Linked DNA regions of Homo sapiens: region 1 is linked to region 2. Evidence: read pairs that join two places in POLR2A ChIA-PET (ENCODE). Cell type or tissue: PC-9. All regions are shown on one strand. Each heading gives the region's core, and the rest is flanking DNA. Links, peaks and the distances in the headings are about the cores only.

Region 1 (5,405 bases), core at 156-5,155, 1.2 Mb after region 2:
CAGAGTCAGTGTGAAATCTGAATCTTTAGACAGCATAGACATAACTCCCTTGGGGTGTAGGGCAAGGGGTTTGCTGAGGACAGGACTGTGTTCTCTAGCTCCCAAGAGGATCCCAATATGGGCATCTGGACCCTGGTCATGGCTAGACCTCAAGCCCGCTTTAGTTCCTGTTTGTTTACTCCTTTGTTCTTCCTCCTCTCAATATCCACATACCCAGAGACTAATTTAGGGGCTGGAGGCTGAGACATCAAGATCTTATTTCTTCCAAACATGTCTCTGTTGGGCTGGCCTTCAAGGAACTATGGAATGATGAATAGCTGTTTGCTAGCTGGAGGAATTTAGAAAGGACAAGCTATTTAAAGCTCTGTGAAGAGCAACCAGGTTGGGAATATATCTTTTATTAAATGGTGGGAAAAAGAATAATTTTGCAAAATACTAATGATATAAAATATGAACAGCACGAATCTGATCTATTTTATTTACATCTTTATGTTTGAATTAGAGAGAGAAATGGACAAGGAAAGAAGAAAAAAGCAGATGGTTGGATGCAGAATCAAGAAGAGAAGGTTCTACCAGTAGCTCTGCCACAAATTTGCTCCATGGTCCATAAAAAAGCACCCAACCTCTCAGAATCTCAGTTCCTGTATCTGCAAAAGTGATGACTAGATTATCCTGAAGGTCTTTTTTAGCCTTCAAATTTTAACACATAGTAGGAGCTCCATCAGTAATTGCTGAGGTAGCGAGGGAATGCAGGATTGTGACTAGACCAATATCACACACGTGTGAAATCCAGCAACAGAGGTGGCGAGCTCATCAACAATAGCAAGGAAGCTGGGAAGCAGAGCCCATCTGTAGACAGCATTTGTACTGCCATAAAAATAGCATAACAAGATTATATTGAAATATCCCACTATTTAACTTAATAATTTAAATGTTTGCCTAATGAGGTGGACTTGATTGGATTAGGGCATTCACAATTAATTTTGATAGATCATTTTACACATTGGAGGTGCATTCTTCTGAACCAGGAGGTGGAACGGAAGTGCAAAATGTTTACGTTCAAACGAGCATGTGATTTTGCAGAAAACATTAATCCCAGATCATGCACACTAAGTCAATTTCAGAAATGGCTTCTAGATATATTATTAGAAATTGCTCTTCAAATATAAAAAGCTTGTAATAGAGTTCTGTCCATTTTTCCTTTGGCTGATGGAAGTTGTTTTATAAATATGCCTATGATAGGATGTTTTCTTCATCCAAGCCTTTTGGTACTAATTGCAACTTTTTAAACACTGTAAGTAGTAGCTGTCATGAACACTTTGAATCCTATTACAAATATGTATTTCTGAACAATTTCACATTTAGGGGTGCATTCTTTCGACTATTTTTTGCTACTTTTCCCCCCTGTTTTTTAAAAAAGCATTTGAATTGGAAACTGTGGATCCCCCTTTTTTGTTAAGGAAATAATTTTATTATGCAATAGGAAAATGGCATCAGCCCCCTCCTACACCCTCTCAAAAATTAAAGACCCAGGAGTGTTCCCATCTGCCCCAGGAGTCAGGAATGAGCAGAGGCTAATGGCCTCTGGAAAGGCAAATTGGAATCAGGCCATAAAATCCATCCCAGAGTTCCAGGAAAAACACATTCCTCAATACCATTGCTGTCGGATCAAAACTGCATCTCTGTTTTCTATCAGAAAGTTATCTCATGTAGAGTGTCCACGAGCAAGGTGCTTCTTGAAGAATTCTTTGGGTCTCAAGCTCCCCTTCTGAAAGATGGAGCTAAATCACCCACATCTCAAACCTGAGGAATGGAGGTCCTAAATGTGACAATGTTTAGTGAGACAGCATGAAGTGATAGAAGCACTGGTTTGGCACCAACTGACCACAGCTCAAATCCTGACTTTGCTCTTATTAGCAGGTTACCTTGGAGAAGTCACTAACCCTTTCTGAGACCCAAACACATCATTTAGTAAATGGGGACAATTATACCTGATGGTGAGTGTTGTGAGAATCGAATGCTACATCCCCTAATGCATGATAGCAGCTCTACAAGTTTTAATTCCCTCCACCTCACACCCAGTCTCCTTCTCTGGGAGGAAAGCAGTCCAAAATTCAAGGCACCATTGCCATCTTGGTTTCTGCAAATGCTCCTGACAAGTCTATGGCACTTAGGACACGGGGGCCCTGTTCTTCCTGGTCCTGGGAAACATGAGGTCTGCTCTGAAGGCTCCAAGCCACCTTTGTTGGCAGAAGCACCTGTATCTTCCTCCCTTCTCCTCCTCTGAGGTCCAAGCTCTATAATGAGACTTCATCAAACTCACCCAATGTGAGGTTTCAGTGACCTTCATAAGGAAATCCAAATACTTTGCAAGGTGCTCCGATTTGAATACGTCCCCCAAAAGTTCATGTGTTGGAACCTTAATTCTTAATGCAGCAGTGCTGCAAGGTGGGGCCTTTAGATGGACATTGGGTCATGAGGGTGGAGCCCTCCTGAATGGATTCATGCCATTACCACAGGAGTGAAATGTGGGTTGCTGTAAAAAGGGAGCTCTGGAGCACTGCGATATCTTCCGCACCTGCTTGCTTGCCCTTCCGCCTTTCCGCAATGGGATGACGCAGCAGCTTTCCACAGTTCAGTTACCTGTGGTTAACTGTGGTCTGAAAATATTAAATGGAAAATTCCAGAGATAAATAATTCCCAAGTTTTAAATTGCATGCCGTTCTGAGCAGTGTGATGAAATCTTGGCCCCACCCAGGTCATGAACCATCCTTTGTGCAGTGCATATGCTACCTGCCGGATAGTCACTTAGTAGCCCTCTGGGTTATCACACCGACTGTCACAGTGCTTGTGTTGAAGTAACCCTTGTTTAACTTACAGTGCAATGCAATAAGATATTTTGAGAAAGAGTGATAACATTCACCTAATTTTTATTATATTGTTATAATCATTCTATTTTCTTATTAGTTGTTGTTAAACTCTTACTATGTCTAATATATAAATTAAACTTTATCATAGGAATATGTATAGGAAAAACGTCTTTTATACAGGGTTTGGTGCTATCCATGGTTTCAGGCATTATCCACGGAGAAGGGAGCACTACTGCATTCTGAACGCACGAACTCTCTCCAACCTCAGGTGCTTTGCTTATTTGTGCTGAGGGCTCACTCATCCTGGGATGCCCTTTCCTCTATTCTGCAACTAGGAAAGGTCTTCTATTTCAAGATCTAGCTCAGATGCCTCCTCCTCCCTTGTGGGTATAGCCACCATAGCTTTTTCTGGTCCTCTTTGGGTTTGTAATCTGTCGTGACACAGTTATTATTCTGATACTAAGGCATTACAGGCTCTCTCAGAAAACCCCCATGCCTTTTCATCTCTGTGTCCCTGGGATCCTCAGAAACCAAGCTGATTATAAAGCTCTTAAAATCCTCCCAAGAATCCTATTGAGTTAGGCACTATTATTGAAGAAACCAACGTTCAGAGACACTAAGTAGCTTGTCTATAGTCACACAGCCAGTGGTTGAAGAACAAGAATTTGAACCTGGAGAATCTCACTTACAAGTCTGTGCTCTTTCCACTGCTCTATAAGCCTTTCCATGATCTCCTTAAATCTTCCACCAACCCAGGAGGCAGGCAGGGAAGGCCTCTTTATAGAAGAGGAAACTGAGGCTGATGGGAATGGTCACTTCCTAAGTCTTCCTGCCTTGTCATTCCAGGAGCTGACTAAAGTTCTGGGTTTCTTATTCCAAAACCGGGCCTCTGCACAGCCACAGGCTCCTGTCAGTGACCTGCTGAGTCACCCGCTCCAGAAAGCCACCTGCAGCAGGGTAGGTGGAGCCTGGGCTATGGCAATACCTGACAAATTCATGTGCCTTTCAGGGCTGTTCTAAGCCCCTCTCACCACAGAGGTGACAAGCAAACGACAAGGGGCATCTCTGCTCCCAAGGGATTCCAGTCACGCAAACTCTGCCAATTAAGGCTGGAACGATGTCATCTCCTGAAATGGCATTTTAATGAGTGATGGTTCCGGGATAAATTGTTATCTTGTGATCCCTCGTTAGAGAGCTTAATTAGATCCATCATAAAACACATTGATCAATAGCACTGAGCAGGTCCACAGGACATTCACCATCTGCAGGAACATTCCTACTCAACCTTTGGCAGAGCCTGGTGGGACCAATCCCCGGGCCCTAAGAGCTGCTGAGTGCGAGTTCTTGAATACCTGGGCACCATTATTCTGGTTCTTTCTTCCCTCCCTTCTTTTCTTTCACAAATATTTATTTTAGCACCGTCCATGTGCCAGGCACTGTGCTGGCTGCTTATGCTTTAACTCAGTTTATCCTCATGAATAGCTGTTATTTCCTTATCTTGCAAATGGTGAAACAAAGGCTTGAAGCCCCAAGCTGTCAACTGGTTGTAGCCCCAACAAACTGAGTTATCTTTCAGGTAACTTCTGGGGAGTGGCTAATGCAAGATGGACAAAAGTAAAAATGAAAGGAAGAGTAGACTTGATTAAACTCCTAATCCCTGCTGAGACTCTCTGCTGGGCAGTATATATATGTCACATTTAACCTTCATATCAGCGGTGAGAATTTTCATCTTCATTTTATAGTTAAGAGAACCGAGTCTCAGAAATGTTACTTGCTCAAAGTAATACAGCCAGTGAATATCAGAGCTGGAATTAAAACATGGCTTTAGGAACCTCAAATCCAGACAGGTGTGGGTTCAAACTCCAGTGCTATTATATACGCACTGTATAATTGTGTAATTTCTCAAATTATATAAACCTTCTGAATATCAGACTCTGCATCTATAATACTGAGGGTAACAACTGGACCCATCTCATACATTTATTTTGAGGATTCAATGAAATAATGCCTATCAAGCATTTGAATAGTACCTGACCCACCCATAGTGTTCAGTAAAGATTTTTCACTGAACATCCCAGTTGTTTCCCTTCAGAAAGAAATGACCTGTTTCCTTATCTATAAAGTGAGTGTAGTAACCCTTGCCCTTAAACAATTCATAGGGGAGCACTTTCAGAAAGGTAAAGTATTCAAACTTGTTGGTCACCTTCTGCATACCTGTGTGCTGGCAAAAACTGGAGTCAGCACCTATTTTATGGAAGTTTTTTTTTTTTTTTTTCTCTTGCCCAGGCTGGAGTGCAGTGGCGTGATCTCGGCTTACTGCAAACTCTGCTTCCTGGGCTCAAGCCATCCTCCCACCTCAGCCTCCCGTGTAGCTGGGACCACAGGCACATGCCACCAAATCTGACTAATCTTTTGTATTTTTGGTAGAGATGGGGTTTCACCATGTTGCCCAGGCTGTTCTTGAACTCCTGAGCTCAAGCAATGCACCTGCCTCAGCTTCCCAAAGTGCTGGAATAACAGGCGTGAGCCACTGCG
Region 2 (5,405 bases), core at 277-5,276:
GAGGAGTCCAAGATATATATGTAAAGTAAAAAGCAAGTTATAGAATGATATGTACAATTTTATTCTATTTGTGAATTTTTTTCTAAAAAGATATATATATAAAATTTTAAGTTCATAAAAATTTTGTAAGTGCAAAACCCGAAAAGGATATACAAGAAACTGATAAAGGTAGTTGCCCCTGGGATTGACACTGAATTGGAGGCAGGAAAAGGAACTGCTTTTTAGTTCATACCCTTCTGTAGCATGCAGTACTTAAATAATTTTTGAAAAGTAAAATGAAAAGAGCTGTTGGGAAGTATAATTCCTCTATGTTACAATTGGGGAGTGTTGCTATATATTAATACTGAAGAGTGTAAGCCTTCAGTGCTAAGAATGTTGAGGAAGGAGGAAATTAGAGTGGTCTGGCATGATTAGGAAGGGCTACTTGGAAGAGAAGGAGCCTTGAAGATTGGGCAGAAATCCTTAGGGAAAAGGACAGAAGGAGCCAAAGCCCAGAGGTAGAAAAGAAAGGATGACTTGGGGACTGGTGGGCAGTTAAAGTTGACAGAAGCCAAGAGTATCAGGAAGCAGTGAGAGATAAAGAGGCTTTAACATGAGGAGCCATGGAGGGTGTTTGGGCAGGAGATAATGGAACAAGAGCAGTGCTCCAGCATGCTTAAACTGGTAACAAGGATGAGGAAATTTGGAGACAAAGCCACAGGGTGGCAGCCTCTCATGTGGCCCCTGCTGGCTCCCAAGATAGCTGTCACTAATTCCTGCTAGGGTGTTTCCTGGTGAACAAGGATTATTTCTATATAACTGATGAATAAGCTCCTCGCATTTCCTGTTCCTCCACTCTTAAGAGTGTGAGTCTTCGAAGCTTGCCAACTTCTGCTGGTGCCCGATGTGGTTTCTCTACCTCCAAAGCCAGTGTATCTCCCAAGACATTTTGGAGGTTCTATACAGCAACTAGCCATTGACTGACATGTAGCCACTAGAAACAAGCCCACACTTTGGAGTTAGGCAGATCTGGACTTGGATTTTGACCTTGCCACTTGCTTGTTATATGATCTTAGAACGGCCCTTGACTCCTTTGGGCCTCAGTTTCCTCTTTTGTGAAATGAAGATAATATAATTTACCTTCTAGGGTGTTATGCCTTTTAGGTTGATACATAGCAAGTAGGTCTGCTTTGCTTTTCTATGACGACACCCACTCTGAACTCTGTGTGTGTGTGTGTATGTGTGTGTGTGAATATGTGTATATACATATGAAATATATATTTATATGTACTTATGACCATATCAGTCTATTCTATTGGATTATAAGCTACTATTCTGTGGGGGTGATTATGATCTAATCATTATTTTTCTCCAAAGCACTCAGAGGGCTAAGCAAATAGTTGGGCTTTAATAAGTGTTGAATGTGTGGGGTTTGTGCTCTTAAACCTAATCCAGTCTTTTTAGTGATGGACTTGTGATTAATTAGGCTGTGTCTGTAGGCTAGGGTATACCTCTTCTGTGACCAAAACAGTTCTGTCCAAGCAAATGCCCTTGTTAGGATAATATGCCAGCATGGCTTGTGAGTCATTCATTCATTCTGCTATGGCAATTCGGTATTTTGTAGGGCTTGGTGTTTAATATGATAGTTTGGGGAGCTTTCTTTAAAAATACATAAAATTGCAGAAAGCATGTAAACACATTGGTAGGGCTCTTCCTGGGGCCTGGAGGAGGCTTGTGAAAGTGAGGGGCCCTAAAGCTTGAGCTTCTTTGGTTTAACAGTAAATCATCTCCACATTTAAAGATTTATGGAACATTCACTACAGGTAGTATTAGGAGTTATGAAGGATATGGAGGTTTCTAAAAGGGAAAAGATGGATACGAGTTTTAGTAATACAGTCATCCTAAGTGGACTCAGGACAAAACCCCTTGTATTTTTTTCATTCAAATATTTGTGGAATACCTACTATGTGCCAGGCACTATGCTAAGCCCTGGAACATAGCTGTGAAAACACTAGTCTCTGCCCCATGGAGCTCATATTCAAGTGTCACCTGCACTGTGACTTGTAGAACTACGTAGCTTGCAATGAAAAGAGCCACAGTGTTGATCTTTCACTTTGGTGCCTGGTTTCTCTTTTTAACCCCTCTGCCCTTCTCGTTTTCAGACCTGTTCTGGGAGTGAGTGCCACATGGTTAAATCGGTGCTGAGAGAACCTTAGCCATCCCAAGCATTGAGGAAAGAATCATTGTTACCAGGGGGAGTGGGTTTGCTGACCTGTAACCACTCAAACCTTTCCCTGCCCTGACTGGTATGAAATATTGATAAGGAGCCATTGTTTCTTCACCAAAGATAGGCTCTGTTTTGGGGCTGATTTCAGCTCAGCATGGTAGGGCAAACCTGAATGAGCAATTTGTTCTGACTCCAGAGCTGTAGATAGGGGTGTTTCTTTATGTCCTGGTTCTAGAGGGGCAGCCAACCCCACGGTCTCAAAGAACGGAAGAATTGGATTCTAGAGACATGAAGTGCTTGCCTGGTTGATTACCTCTAGCCACTGCTCCCCTTGGCCACAGTGGGGCAGTGACTCAGAGCTGGAACTGTGTTCCTGCCTGGTTGCCAGATTTTGTGTGGGGGGTGGAGAGGAACGAGAATGAATGAGCAGGAACAAGTGGCTGCTGGATTTGTAACACCTTGGGAGGCAGCTGCTCAAGAACCGAAATTGAGAGACAGCAGGCAGGCTGGGAGTCTCCCTCCCTGTCTGACCTGAACCTAAGATTTAATAAGGTGGTGCAGCTGGGGAAGACACTATCCGAACGTGGAGCCCAAAGGGAGGGTGAGTGTGTCCCCTGCCTTTTCCGGTAAGAACAAGAAAGCAGGTTAGTCCTGTACTGGTTTCATAGGGATTCAGTTTGCTGTGGTATATTCTGATTCATGAAAGTCAAGTAATGACTGAGAGAAAGGGAGTTTTCGATGGTTGGGAGCACCTACAGTTAAATAAAAACAACCACCATCCAATGTAATTGGGCATAAATAAGACATAAGTATCATTAACTACACCTCCCTGATGTTATTACAGAGTATTTTGTTGGCAAGTGAGGTTGGGGAGGACAACTGGTCTGCCTCTGTCTCTGTGTTTGCAGTTGTGTGTAGTGTTGTTACATTTCAGTCTGTAGCTCTGTGGATGACAGTCTGAGATGAACCGCAGCATCTTAAAATGCTACAGCTGGAGGGAACATCCTGGAAACATCTCCTGCTCCAGCCTTCTCATTTTACAGTTGGGGAAACTGACTTATTTAAGTGTACTAAATGGAAGCATAAAACTGGGTGTTCTAAGATTAAAAATGTTTCACAGGACAGGTTTGAAAACTTCTATAGAATGCGGCTTTTCTCGGGCCGCAGTTTCTGAACCTGTCGGGGATGGAAGTGTGGCTGGTGGAAGGTGCCTCTTGATCTTAAACCACTTTGCCTGCCAGGTGAGTTCTTTAAATAGAAATTTAAACAGGAGGCTGGGTGCTGTGCCTTAACTCAAAGGGAAGAAAAGAAAGCGTGTTCTTGAGCCTCTGTCCTAGAGCAGGCTGAACATGCTGGAGTCTGCAATGTGGAAAAAGGCAAAACAACTCTATTGGAGTGCAGTTTTAGAGTTAGCAGAAGATAAATATAGCAGGCACTGAAGGTTGAAGTGTCTACTGTGGGCTGGGATGTTATCAGTGTTCTTTATAACAACAATGCAGAGTCGGAATTAATCTTTTCTTTACAGATAAACTCAGAAAAGCCACTAACTCGCTCAAGGTCATGCACTACCAGTGTGTGGCAGAGCTGGGATTTGAATTCCAGTTTGTGTGGCTCTGATCTGCCTGGGCTTCCTGCAGGCCTGTGTGGCCTTTCTAGATGGAGAACCTACCTGCACCCCCCATTTTACAGATGAGGAAACTGAGGCCCAGGGAGGTTGAGTAGTTGCCTGGGCTGTAGAGCTAGCTGGTAGTGACAAAGCTGGTACTCAGCTCCTGTCACATTGCCCCTCTGCCAACTTCCTTAAAAAAGAAAATTAGGAAAGGGCTCTCTGAGTTTGATTTGCTCATTCTATCAGAATCTTGGCTTTAATGTTCTCATGGCTGCTGGGATCCTGTGAAATCAAAATTAAAACTTTCTATTCACCAAGTAGCAACCCCAAGTCATGGGGCTCCATGTGGGAACTCAGGGGCCAGACAGTCTTGCGGTGTTGGTGACTCAGTCAGAAGAGTACTTTGCAAAATGAATTGGCCATTGAGTGGATCTGCAGAACTCTGGAGAACTTAAGAGAACCTAATGAAATGTAGAGGTTTGCAAATCATGCCAGAAGACTGTTAAATCTAGAGCTTGGAAAAGACGGACTTCCCTCTTTGCAAGTTGTGAGGGCTTTAAGTTTGCTCAGTTAATTTTGTGACTCCCTCATGCCCAGCTCTGCCTGTGCCAGGCTCTGTTCCCTTTGGCACATTTGGACACTGAACACGGTTACTAACTGCCCCTCAGGTGGGGGGTCTGGAGTTGGACAGGGTTTCCATGTCGCTGCCCACATTGGTATGGAGTGTGTGCCAGATGTGGACGGTATGGGAATGGGGAAGGTCTAGAGTTGCCCTGCTCTATGCTCTCCAGGGCTGGTGGAGTCTTCAGAGCCTGTGGCCTTCTGCCTCCCCGTATCTTTGAGGGCTCTGTGATGCATGGTGCTGCTGAAATCAGAAAATGACATCGGTTCTGCACAGCCTCTCCCTGAAGGTGATGTGTCTGTGCTCAGGCTGTTTTGAAGTAAAGGGGTTCAAGTGCCTACTCCATGAATATTCTTCTTTGCTGTAGGAGATAAGTAAGGAGTAAGGAATGACTCCTCCCAACCCTTGGATCTTACTTGAAGGGAGGGGACAGGGAGGAGAACAAACACACATGAAATAAGCAGAGAGCAATACTAGCGAGGATATAATCAGTCACCAAATTGTAGGTTTCATGCCAAAACACTCTCCCAGTTCACGCAAAGGAGATACAGGTGATGTTTATATTATCCTTCTGTGTGTTTTTAATCACGCAGTAATTTCCTATCAGGTGTTTGCATTCCTTTCTTTGATTTTCTCAGTGGGGTGTATTAACCCTCCTTTACAGGGGAGTTGAGGAAGTTGTAGGGGAGGGCTAATTTCTCCAAATTATATTGTAACACAGTTCAGGAGAGCCAAGGATGAAGTGTTCTTGGCATGTTGGTGTCTCATCCTTGCACTGGCAGTAAGAATAGAAGCCAACTGCCTTCTGATGGCTGATGACCATTAGGTTCTTGTCTCTGTTACTTGAGTCCAGATTTCTGTAGGGCTAGCTAGTTCATTTAGAGGCAAAATTAGCTGGGCGTGGTGGTGCATGCCTGTAATCCCAGCTCTTTGTGAAGTGGAAGAGGGAGAATCGCCTTGAACCTGGG

The links. Peaks named below come from ENCODE experiments on the same cell type or tissue, not always from the same donor. Only the 100,000 strongest peaks of a DNase experiment are listed, where the experiment ranks them.
Region 1: POLR2A ChIA-PET joins it to region 2 with 5 read pairs; 1 of 35 experiments calls an interaction of 5 or more read pairs at or near these places.

What each region holds. Positions count from the first base shown.
Region 1 is chr11:15,653,024-15,658,428 of GRCh38, reverse strand. All of the region lies in intron 4 of LINC02751 (long intergenic non-protein coding RNA 2751), which reads right to left. Among named protein-coding and RNA genes, the nearest start is that of LINC02751, 100 kb to the right of the region's middle. In PC-9, for the core only: no CTCF peak of the experiment used is centred there; DNase peaks (open chromatin) are centred at 2,668, 3,728 and 5,058; H3K4me3 peaks cover 2,380 bases; H3K27ac peaks cover 4,292 bases.
Region 2 is chr11:16,878,686-16,884,090 of GRCh38, reverse strand. The region is part of intron 3 of PLEKHA7 (pleckstrin homology domain containing A7); the gene reads left to right. Among named protein-coding and RNA genes, the nearest start is that of SNORD147, 45 kb to the left of the region's middle. In PC-9, for the core only: CTCF peaks have their summits at 599 and 2,480; DNase peaks (open chromatin) are centred at 790 and 2,580; H3K27ac peaks cover 2,035 bases.